Linked DNA regions of Homo sapiens: region 1 is linked to region 2. Evidence: chromatin loops called from intact Hi-C (ENCODE). Cell type or tissue: IMR-90. All regions are shown on one strand.

What was found. Peaks named below come from ENCODE experiments on the same cell type or tissue, not always from the same donor. Only the 100,000 strongest peaks of a DNase experiment are listed, where the experiment ranks them.
Region 1: it touches region 2 in a loop (2.9-fold over the local background); 9 of 110 quality-filtered maps call a loop at or near these places.

Annotation. Positions count from the first base shown.
Region 1 is chr1:119,132,125-119,137,124 of GRCh38, reverse strand. All of the region lies in intron 1 of WARS2 (tryptophanyl tRNA synthetase 2, mitochondrial), which reads left to right. Among named protein-coding and RNA genes, the nearest start is that of WARS2-AS1, 5.8 kb to the left of the region's middle. In IMR-90, no CTCF peak of the experiment used is centred here; a DNase peak (open chromatin) is centred at 2,934; H3K27ac peaks cover 136 bases.
Region 2 is chr1:119,077,930-119,082,929 of GRCh38, reverse strand. All of the region lies in intron 1 of WARS2 (tryptophanyl tRNA synthetase 2, mitochondrial), which reads left to right. Among named protein-coding and RNA genes, the nearest start is that of WARS2-IT1, 33 kb to the right of the region's middle. In IMR-90, no CTCF peak of the experiment used is centred here; DNase peaks (open chromatin) are centred at 1,449 and 2,139; H3K4me3 peaks cover 174 bases.

The DNA of each region.
Region 1 (5,000 bases), 54 kb before region 2:
ATTTCACTAGTTTTTTCACTGTCCCTTTCCTTAGTCCAAGATCAAATCCAGGGTCCCACAATGCATTTAGCTTTCATGTCTCTTCTAATGCATACATTTTCTCCTTCATGACCTTGGCACTTTTGAAGAGAACCAGTCAGTTATTTTGTAGAATGTCTCTCAGTTTAGGTTTGTCTGATTTTTCTTTGTGTTTAGACTGAGGTTATGGATTTTTGGCAAGAATACCACGAAGAGATATTGTTCATAACAAGGCCTTGAGGCAGGTATTGCCACCTTATTTCAAACGTGAAGAAATAGTCTTTGGTTAAGTAACTTGCCCAATGTCACACAATGGTGGAATTAGGATCGTAAGATTTAATGTAGGCATTTCATTCCATATTTTGCAATTAGTATTTGTTATTGTAGGTTTCTGGAATGTTAATGACATTAAATTGGCATAGTGTTCCCACTGACTTTTAGCTTTTCTCTGCCATGTATTGTTCATGCAACATGCAACATGAGCTAATCAGCATGGTATGTGTTCAAGAGCTACTACAATCATCTGGGAATTTTGCTAGTTGATTACTCTGCCAGTTTGATGAGGTTACTTCATCTCTCATGGCAAAAAAAGGTGTTGCGTGGATCCACTCTAAAGCTCCTTTTAATCTCAGTCGGTGAGTCTTATTTGTTTAAAGTGCTTTTGTGGTTGGTTGCTTTTGTGAACTGACCTAGTTTATTAAAATGATAATAATATTTAAATTCTTTGCAATATAGCTTTGAGGAGCTAATGAAAACTACTGATAGTAACTGTTGAAAATATAGAGGAAGGAAGAACTGTAGCTGAATGCTGAGGATTTATGCTAGCAGATAGTACGGCAGCCATGGCCTGGAAATGCTGAAGAGAGTGATGCTGCTGACCTCCAAATTCTTGCTCAGTATATCTTTCGAATGACTGCAAGTTACAGAAGAGCTGTCTGCAGAAGCTTCTACAACTATATGTACACACACACACACACACAGACAAATATATATTTTTTATACAAATTTATTTATTTATTTATTTAAACATCTATTGGCCAAGCACGGTGGCTGACGCCTGTAATCCCAGCACTTTGGGAGGCCGAAGCAGGTGTATTTCTTGAGCTTAGGAATTTCAGACCAACCTGGGCAACATAGTGAGACCTTGTCTCTATAAAAAATTCAAAAAATTAGCTGGGCTTAGTGGCATATGCCTGTAGTCCCAGCTAGTCAGGAGACTGAGGTAGGAGAATCACCTGAGCCCAGGAAGGCTTCAGTGAGCAGCGATTGTGCCACTACACAGTTAAGATCCTGTCTGAAAAACCAACAAACAAAAAAACCCCAAAACCCATCTCTCTCTCTCTCTCTATCTCTCTATCTATCTATCTATCTATCTATCTATCTATCTATCTGTCTATCTAATCTATCTATCTCTATATTCCATGTCTTTCAGAAAAGGAACTAACAGCTAGTGCCTGCTATGTGCTAAAGTCTCATGGTATGTGTTTTACATACTTTATCTTATTTACTTCATACAACAATTTGTAAATATTATTCATCCCATTTTATAAAAGAGGAAACTAAGATTCAGAGAGTTTAGGTAATTTTCCCAAGTCACAGAGTAAGTAAATAGCAGTGACACAGTTCAAACCTAGTCTTGCCTATGCTTTTCCCACCTTACCAGTAGTCTTTTATCAAATGAAATCTTACATGAATCCCTGTTATATAAAACAGATAAAAGCAAAGCTTTTCTGATTTAAGAAGCAGAGGAGTATTTTTAGCCCTGCTTGTTTGATTTCCCTCTCCCCCATTACCCGCCCCACTCCACAACCCAGGGGCTCCTGAGACAGTGCCACACAATTTTGGATTTCTTAAGATGTAGTTTGAAAAATACTGCAGCTTCCATAAATATCTAAGTAAGTTTGTTGATCAGGACCACATATGATGGATGGATTATTTTTAAGGAGCTGCACCGTAAATGAGTGGTTTGAGAGTATTTACTTTGATGTGTATATATTTTATAACTACAATACAGTATTCTATTGATCTTAAGCTACATAAGAGTACATGAGATAATAGCAGTCAAACAACTTTCTTTCCTTTTCTTGCCTTCTTTCTTTTTTACAGCTTACTGCTGCCAAACATGCTGATCTTTGTGCCCAAAGATAATGCTTTGGATTCAGTCTGTCACTGTTGTAACTAACCTAGCCTCTAGCCTCCTCACAGAGAACACTTACTCTAGTTCTTTTCTTGACTCTATTCTAATACCACCATTCAAGAGTTCAAGAGTTTCTCTTCTGAAGATTACAATATGAGGCCTAAATCTTTCTCCTAAATTTCAACAGAGAAATTTACTCCTTTAGGGTAGAAGCTGCTCAGCCACACTGTGAGACCCTAGATGCCTAGAGATAATTTATAGGCACAGAGATGATATGCTGACTCCAGCTTGACTTAATTTAACTCTGCTCAGGCATTTAGTTTTCTCTCTCTACCATTTCTTGACAATATTCTATCTTTTTTTTCTCCAGTTCAGAGGCTTCACAGATTTCCTGAACTTCTCTGCTTACTGAGCATAGCAAGGTCATTTATAGGTCCTTGCACTGACCCATCACCTGAGTTCTGTTAGGTTTCTACTCATTAACCAAAATTCATCTGTAGCTTTCTTTTTTTCTTGCCACACAGTCTTCTGTTTTTTTTCTAGAGCTACTGCTCCATTTCTAATTGAGAAAGTTCTAATTGAACCGACTTCTGGTTGACTAAAGAACTGTTTTTTGTTTTTGTCTTTGTTTTTTTTTTTTTTTTTTTTTTGCCCCTTTGCCTCCTAAAAAGCAGAGTGAAGCCAATCTGATTTTTAATTCATGGATATTCTTACAACTTCCACTTCTACATCTTTTGCATTCTTTGTGGATGCACCAAACAGCATGCAAGAATGTCAGTTTCTCCTTCACATTCTTATCTTCATGTTCTGATTGTGACTCACTGAGGATGGAGCCCTGAATGACCTTGGTTAGGTTGCTTATTATCCCATTTTCTTGAGATGATAGGTGTAGATTTTTCAGTAAGGTAGTTGAAAGTATAAAATAAAATAACATTTACCTTGTAAAACATTTTAAAGTGGAATCTATTCTCTTTAATAATATCCTATTTTAATACAGCATTTTGTAGTTTTTCAGAATGCTTCACATTCTCATTTACTCTTGAATACAATATACAAAGTTCCTCTATTTAGCCATCAAAAATTTTTACTCGTTGATTAAACTTTTATTGTGCCTTCCCATTTTTTTTAACCAGTTTTGCAAGATGATGAATATAAAGTAAATATCAGTGTTCTTTCAAGTTTTACTTCAGTGACTGTTATCCTATTTGTACTAAAATTAGTTTAATGTTTAATTCATTTTTGGGCCCTGGTCTGATAGTACCATGATAATTTCAGTTATTACTAAACATGATGATAATGGAGGTGGTGGTGATAATAGCAAACATTCATTGGATGCTTACTATGTGCCAAGCATGGTTTTAAGTATTTGACATTCATTAACTCATTTAATCCTCATAACTCAATAAGGTAGGTGCTATTAGCCCTATTTTATAGATGACGATGTTGGGAGGTTAAATAACTAACCTAAGGTTACATAGCTAGCAAGTGTCAGAACCAAAATGTAAACCCAGCTAGCCTGATTCCAAACCCTGTGCACTAACTACAATGATGATAAATTCTGAAGCAAAGTACACATGTTAATTTGCTGATAACTGCCTTGTAACTTTTAAATCTGTTCTATGAAAGTCACTTATATATCTTGCCATGGTGACATGTAGAGTAGAAATTATAAATCATCCTTTGTTGTTGCTATTCTTACAGTCTTGTTTCGCTCAATGAATTATGAGGAAGAAGCAAAGCTGTCTTGTAAATTTATCTCCATGTCTCTATTTGGCTACTACCACTAGGATTACCTTGTATAAAATAAGGGCTTTTAACACATGAGTCCCAAGGTGCATGTAGGAAGTTCTGTTTATACACAGTCTATAGCTAAAAGGGCAACCTGCACAGAGCCCTGCAGGTAGAGGAGAGGTGGTGAGAGCTAAAGTTGATGGCTGACCAAGGGACCACTATCTAGGGTCTAGTTGGGATTTATGGCTAGAGTGCTTTCTTCAAGAAGTGGCAGAAGTACAGTCAGAAGGTGGGAAGTAAGAAAATAGTGTTGTGGGCCATTTCTGCAAGGGACAAGGAAGAATTTGATTCTGAAAGATTGTCCTTTGAAGGAGTTCTTAAAGAGGTCTATAATTCATTAATTATAGAGTATTAAGGTGAGTATATTAGTATATTAATTAGAATGGTGATGAGGCTTTAAAATTAGCAATATTGAACAGAATTCATTTTATACATCAAACAAAGGGCTTCTCATGAACTTTTTGTCACACTCCTCATGAACAGAGACTTTGCATGGAGTGTTCAACTTTATTATATGAATAAAGCCTACTCTTTATTCACCACGTTACTTTGGACCCCTTTTGGGAAGCAGGAGAATATAATAGTGAAGGGAAATGGAGCTGTTTACTCAAATCGCAGATTTGGATTCCTGTCCTCCCATGGGGAGAATGGTCTGAGCAGCCAGTTCATAAATTTGCTGGAAAAGAGAAGAGGCTTCTTGGGCTGAGGGTAAGTGTGCAGTGCGAAGTTGGAGTCCCAAGGGAGATGTAAAGGACCAGACTGTGTGGAACTCTTGCCAGTCCTGGGGAGAGAGTCAGATTGGCCCACCGACTGGCTACTAGCTACCTGGCAAACTTTGGCTTTTCCCATGGCTGGCAACCTTCCAGCTACTCCCATGCCACTAAGCTATGAGACATCCAGACTCAATAAGTTGACTGGCTCTTCATTAAGAGGAAGTGGGGGAAAGTAGACCATGCATGACTATTTGGATCAGCCAGGCCTGGCTCTACCACCACATTTTAAATGTGATTCCAGGCAGTTTTTTGACTTCACTAAACCTCAGTTGTCTCATGTG
Region 2 (5,000 bases):
GGGCATTAATCCATCCATGAGACAGAACCCTCATGACTTAATCACTTTCTAAAAGGCCCTGCCTTTTAATACTACCACAGTGGGGATTTTCAATTTGAATTTTGAGGGGGTCACACCTTCAAAACATGGCACCTGGGGAAGAACATTATGTGGTGTGGTGGCCAGAGCACTGGAGTTCTGAATTGTGGCTCCAGCTGTGCCACTAGTTGTATGCCCTTGGCCTTTTCATTAACATCTCCATGGTACACTTTCCCCTTCTGAGAAGTGTGTTGGGGAGAGGGGTTGGGTGGGAGTGGGATGCTTGAAGCCAAGAAGTTCTAAATTGCATTCAGTTCAGTGTGATGGAAGGAATATAGAATTTGGAGTCCAGTGGCAAGAGCTCAGATCCAGATCTGACTCACCTGCCTGTGACTTTATGCAGGTTATTTAACTTAGCAGTGTCCTTCCCTAGAAAATGATGCCTATGATTCCTACCTTCACTACATGAGATGAAGTACATGAAAGGGCCAGGGCATGTTTCTGATAGCTAAATTTCATCACAAGAAGGAAAATACATGTGCAAAAGCATTCCATCACATGATAGAAGGATGGTAGGTACAGCACGTGTAAGGAAAATAGATGTGTAACTCTTGAAATTTGAAAATGGCCTAAATAAGCCTGTGGGGGAATATTTTTAAGAATTAAGTTGATTCCTTTTAAACTCTTTTACTGAACTAACAATACATATTAAGTGCTTATCATTTATGCCCTTAAGGAGCTCACAGTCTAATTGGTTAGTCACTCCTTTTTCTTTCTTTTTAAAAATATTTTTCCTTCAGTTTTAATTGTTGGCCTCCATATTTTTTCTTATTTGGAGGTGATGTAGGACCTTCTTTCTCTTATACTGAATTAATATTTACTCTATTGATTCCTAGGTCTGAGCATCTGGTTTTATTTCTAAGCAGATGCTTAGAAATGATGAACCCATTTTTCTTGGTGCTGAGTGAGCATTTCTTAACAGACCTGGACTCTCCAGTGCTTTCCGGAGGAAAGAGCTGACTGTAGCAGAACAATGCTGAGGCATGGCCAAACCTTCAGAGGAGCACCAGTGTCACGCCGGGTCTTCTCTGTTTCAGCTCTTCAATCCTTAATTGCCAATAGAGGCATTTTCAAGAAAATGTTGAAGATAATTTCAGGAATGTAGGATTGAAATAGTAGGGCAATGTAGATGATAGAATTGAGAAACACTAACAGAGCTAAGGAGTGACAGCTTTAAACAATATTTTAAAATTTATATACAATGAGAAGAATAAATAGACTTATAGAAAGAGATTTTCATCCCAATTACCTGGTAATGTTATTGAATACTTTTTTATTACAATCTGTGATAAAATGCCATTTATGTAACCAATAAGACATAGTGTGGCCATTGAGCCAAGTTTGTGGTTTACCTTTGACTGTAGTTAAAACAAGTGTGATGAATGAACAATTGCTGTTACAGCTGGATACAAGCAGGACTTTGTAAGAAGAGTCTTGAAATCTTTAGTTGAAGTCTGTTTCTCACCACTGTACTGAAGCTGAAAGTGTTTCAAAGCTAGTAGGCAGCCTTCTTTTGATGGATCTTATTCACTTGAAATTAAAGACAGAAGCTCTCCTAATCACAAAAATTCTTTTGCCATAATTAATAACTTGGGAATTTTCAATTGCTTTTGAGTACAGTAAGAAAATTAAGGAAATTACACATTTTGGATGTGCTCAGTACCTTACAACAGGAATAGTTTCAGCTATGTCTGTCAAAATGATAAGTATGCTCTACCTTTGATTTGAATACCCACCCTCTCTTCTAGTATATGTCAAATCCTAGAGCTGAAGCTCCCCAGGGATTTGGTACTGCTGGTTCTGTTATAAAAATGAGCCAATAAATGTATAGGCTGGAAGTGGCATTTACCAGGGAAATATGCCTGAAATGAAATGAAGACCTACTTTCTAACATGCTTCTTTTTTAATCCTCTGCATACTGTGATGGAATTGTAGGTTGATGCTCCAGGCTTCCCCTTGAATGAATGCCTGTGGGCTAGGCTAGAAGCTGTTTTCTTTGTGGTTTGTCTCTTGTCCAAACCCATGGGAAGCCCAAGCTCCTTTCGTTTTCATTCTTTTCTAACTCTAGTGCTTTTGAACACAGAACCCCCATCCTCCCACCACCCAAACTCCACATTCCAACCCCATGATTTCATGGTACCTGGCATGTCTCCCCTGCCATGCCGTCAGGCCGCCTGCTGACTCCTGCAGAGGGAACAGACGGGAACATAAACTCACTGCAGAAGAGCAGGATGCTCTCTGTATATTTTTAAGACCAGGTATCCAGTTCCCATTTAGAGGCTGTATTTTTTTAACAGCGCCTTGAAAATTGAACAAAACACTTCTCGTTGGTCTCATTGCTTGATAATATCATTCCCTCTGCACTAATGTATAGAATCCCAGGAACTAGAGAATGGAAAAGATGTATTAGATCATTTCTAGCCCATTCCCACTGGTCACAATACTTTTTTCCCACAGTCTCTTCTCTGGTGCTTTTCTCTTCTAGTTTTCTCAAGAATTTGTTTTCTCCATTTCTCCTGGGGAATAATTTCTGAGTTTGAAGATGGAGGAATATATGTGAAAATATTCCTATTATTTTCAACTTAAAATTCCTGGTCTTTATAACCCTTTACATTACCATAAACAGTCCCTTATCTTCCTAGGTCAAGTATTTCAGGATGGTATTTTTTTCCTTTCCATTTATTAACTTCAGAGTTTGTTTTTCTGCTTTGCTTTCTCTCTTCATCAATCAGTCCCTAAAGCCCATTAATCATTTCTTACTGCACTGAAAATTCCTTTGCTTATTCCCATATCAGGAATCCAGAGCTGGTTAGGGTTCCTAGGTCCTGGAGGAAGCCTCGCTAATAGGTACTCATTCTATGCTAACTTCTCTCTCTCTCTCAATTCTCAAGTAGGAATTATTTTAAAAATATTGTTTCTAGATTATGATTTGGGGATTTCATCACTTGAAAGCCTTTTATGTGTGTGTTTGTGATTTTGAGTGTAAGATTATATTTGTTCTCAATTACCTGAAAGATATTTTTCATATCCTCAGAGCCACAGATCATTTGGGTTTCCTCCTCAGTTCCTGGATCAAGCACAATTCTGGACCATGGAACTATGATGTAGCATTCTATTTTAGGGCTATCATCTTAGGAGTTGAGAGGAAAATAGACTATATTTGTAGGATTTGGAATACTTGGGGAAAAGGAAGTGCCAAATTTAAGTAACCTTGGCACTCACATATCAAAAGTAGATTAGCTCTCAGGAGCTAGCATTAGGTATAAAAAAGACTTAACATGGCTTGTGGCTTCCTGGATTGGAGGACTCAATATTATAAAGATGTCAGTTCTCCCCGAAACAATCTATAGATGCAGTGTGATCTCAGTCAGCAACCCCAACCAGCAATTGCAGCTTCTAATCTGATCTAAAAAGAAGCAGCAAAAAATGAACAGGGTTTTTTTTTCTCTTGAGACTTGACAAGATGATTCTAAAATATATTGATACGTATAAAGGGCCAAGGATGGATAAAGTACTCTTGAAGAAAAAGAAGGTTGAAAGCCTCACTTTAGCAGGTTCCAAGACATATTTTTAAAAATCAATGTTATACTGACACAGTGACAGACAGATAGACTAATGAGTCAGAATTGAAAGACCAGACCCTTACCAGATTCTTCATAGAGGGATCCTTGATTTATGATGGCGATGGAATTTCAAAGCAGTGGGAAGAGACAGTCTTTTCAATAAATGGTGCTAGAATAATCAGATATTCATATAGGAAAAAAAGAAGAAATTAGATGCTTACCTCACACCATATGCAAAAAAACTCCAGATGGATACAGACCTAAATGTGAAGAGTAAAGATAAAACTTCAAAGTGCACACACACACACATTTTGTATATGCATATGTGTGTGTGTGTGTGTCTAGCTATATGTATGTATCCATATATGCACACACACACACACACACACACGTGCACCTTCATAACTGCAGGGTATTGAAAGATTTCTTCTATGATACAATAATCTGTTATCAGAAGTTATATATCTGATTCATAAAATTAAGTACTTATCTTTGTCAAAAGATAATATAAATAGAAGACAGCCATACAATAAGACAATATATGCCCTACATGTAATTGACAAAATATTAGCATCTAGAATATGTACAGATTCTGAAATCAATACAAGACAATCCAATCTGAGAAAAACAGGCAAAATAATTTAAATAGGCTCTTCATAGAATAGGAGGTAAAAATAGGTAGTAATCATAAAAAGAGTTCCCAACTTCTTTAATAATCAAAGAGAGTTAAACCATAATGAGATTCTACCTCATTTCCATCAGATTAGCTAAAAATAAAAAGACTGCTAATACCAAGTGTTGATGAGGATATGGAACAACAGGAACTTGGTAGAAAGTGTATAATGTTACATACTTAGGAATAGTTCACTATATTGAAGTACTACAATTGAAGATACGTATACATACCTTATGACTCGGCAATTCTACTCCTAGATATATACACTAGAGAAACTTGGCTCATAATACATTAAGATACCTGTATAATAATGGTCTTTTTTGTCCCTGTAATTTTTTATTTTGCAAATTTTTAAACTGACTGAAAAGTTGCAAAATTAATACAATGAATATAATAAAGTCTTAATAGATGGTAGCTAAGCAAAGCATAGTAGCTAGTAGAGAGAGCATACATGGGCTTTGAAGTCAGTGATATCTGGCCTGAAACCTCAACTCCACCACTTACTAGCTGTGTGACCATGGGCAATCTAGTTAAATCTGTGAGCCTCACGTCTCTCATCTATAAACTGGAGGTAATAATATGCCTACCATATTAGGTATTAAAATGATTAAATGCATTAATATATGTAAAGCACTGGGCATAAATGCTTGCAACATAGTTGTTCAGTAAATTATTGCTGCTAT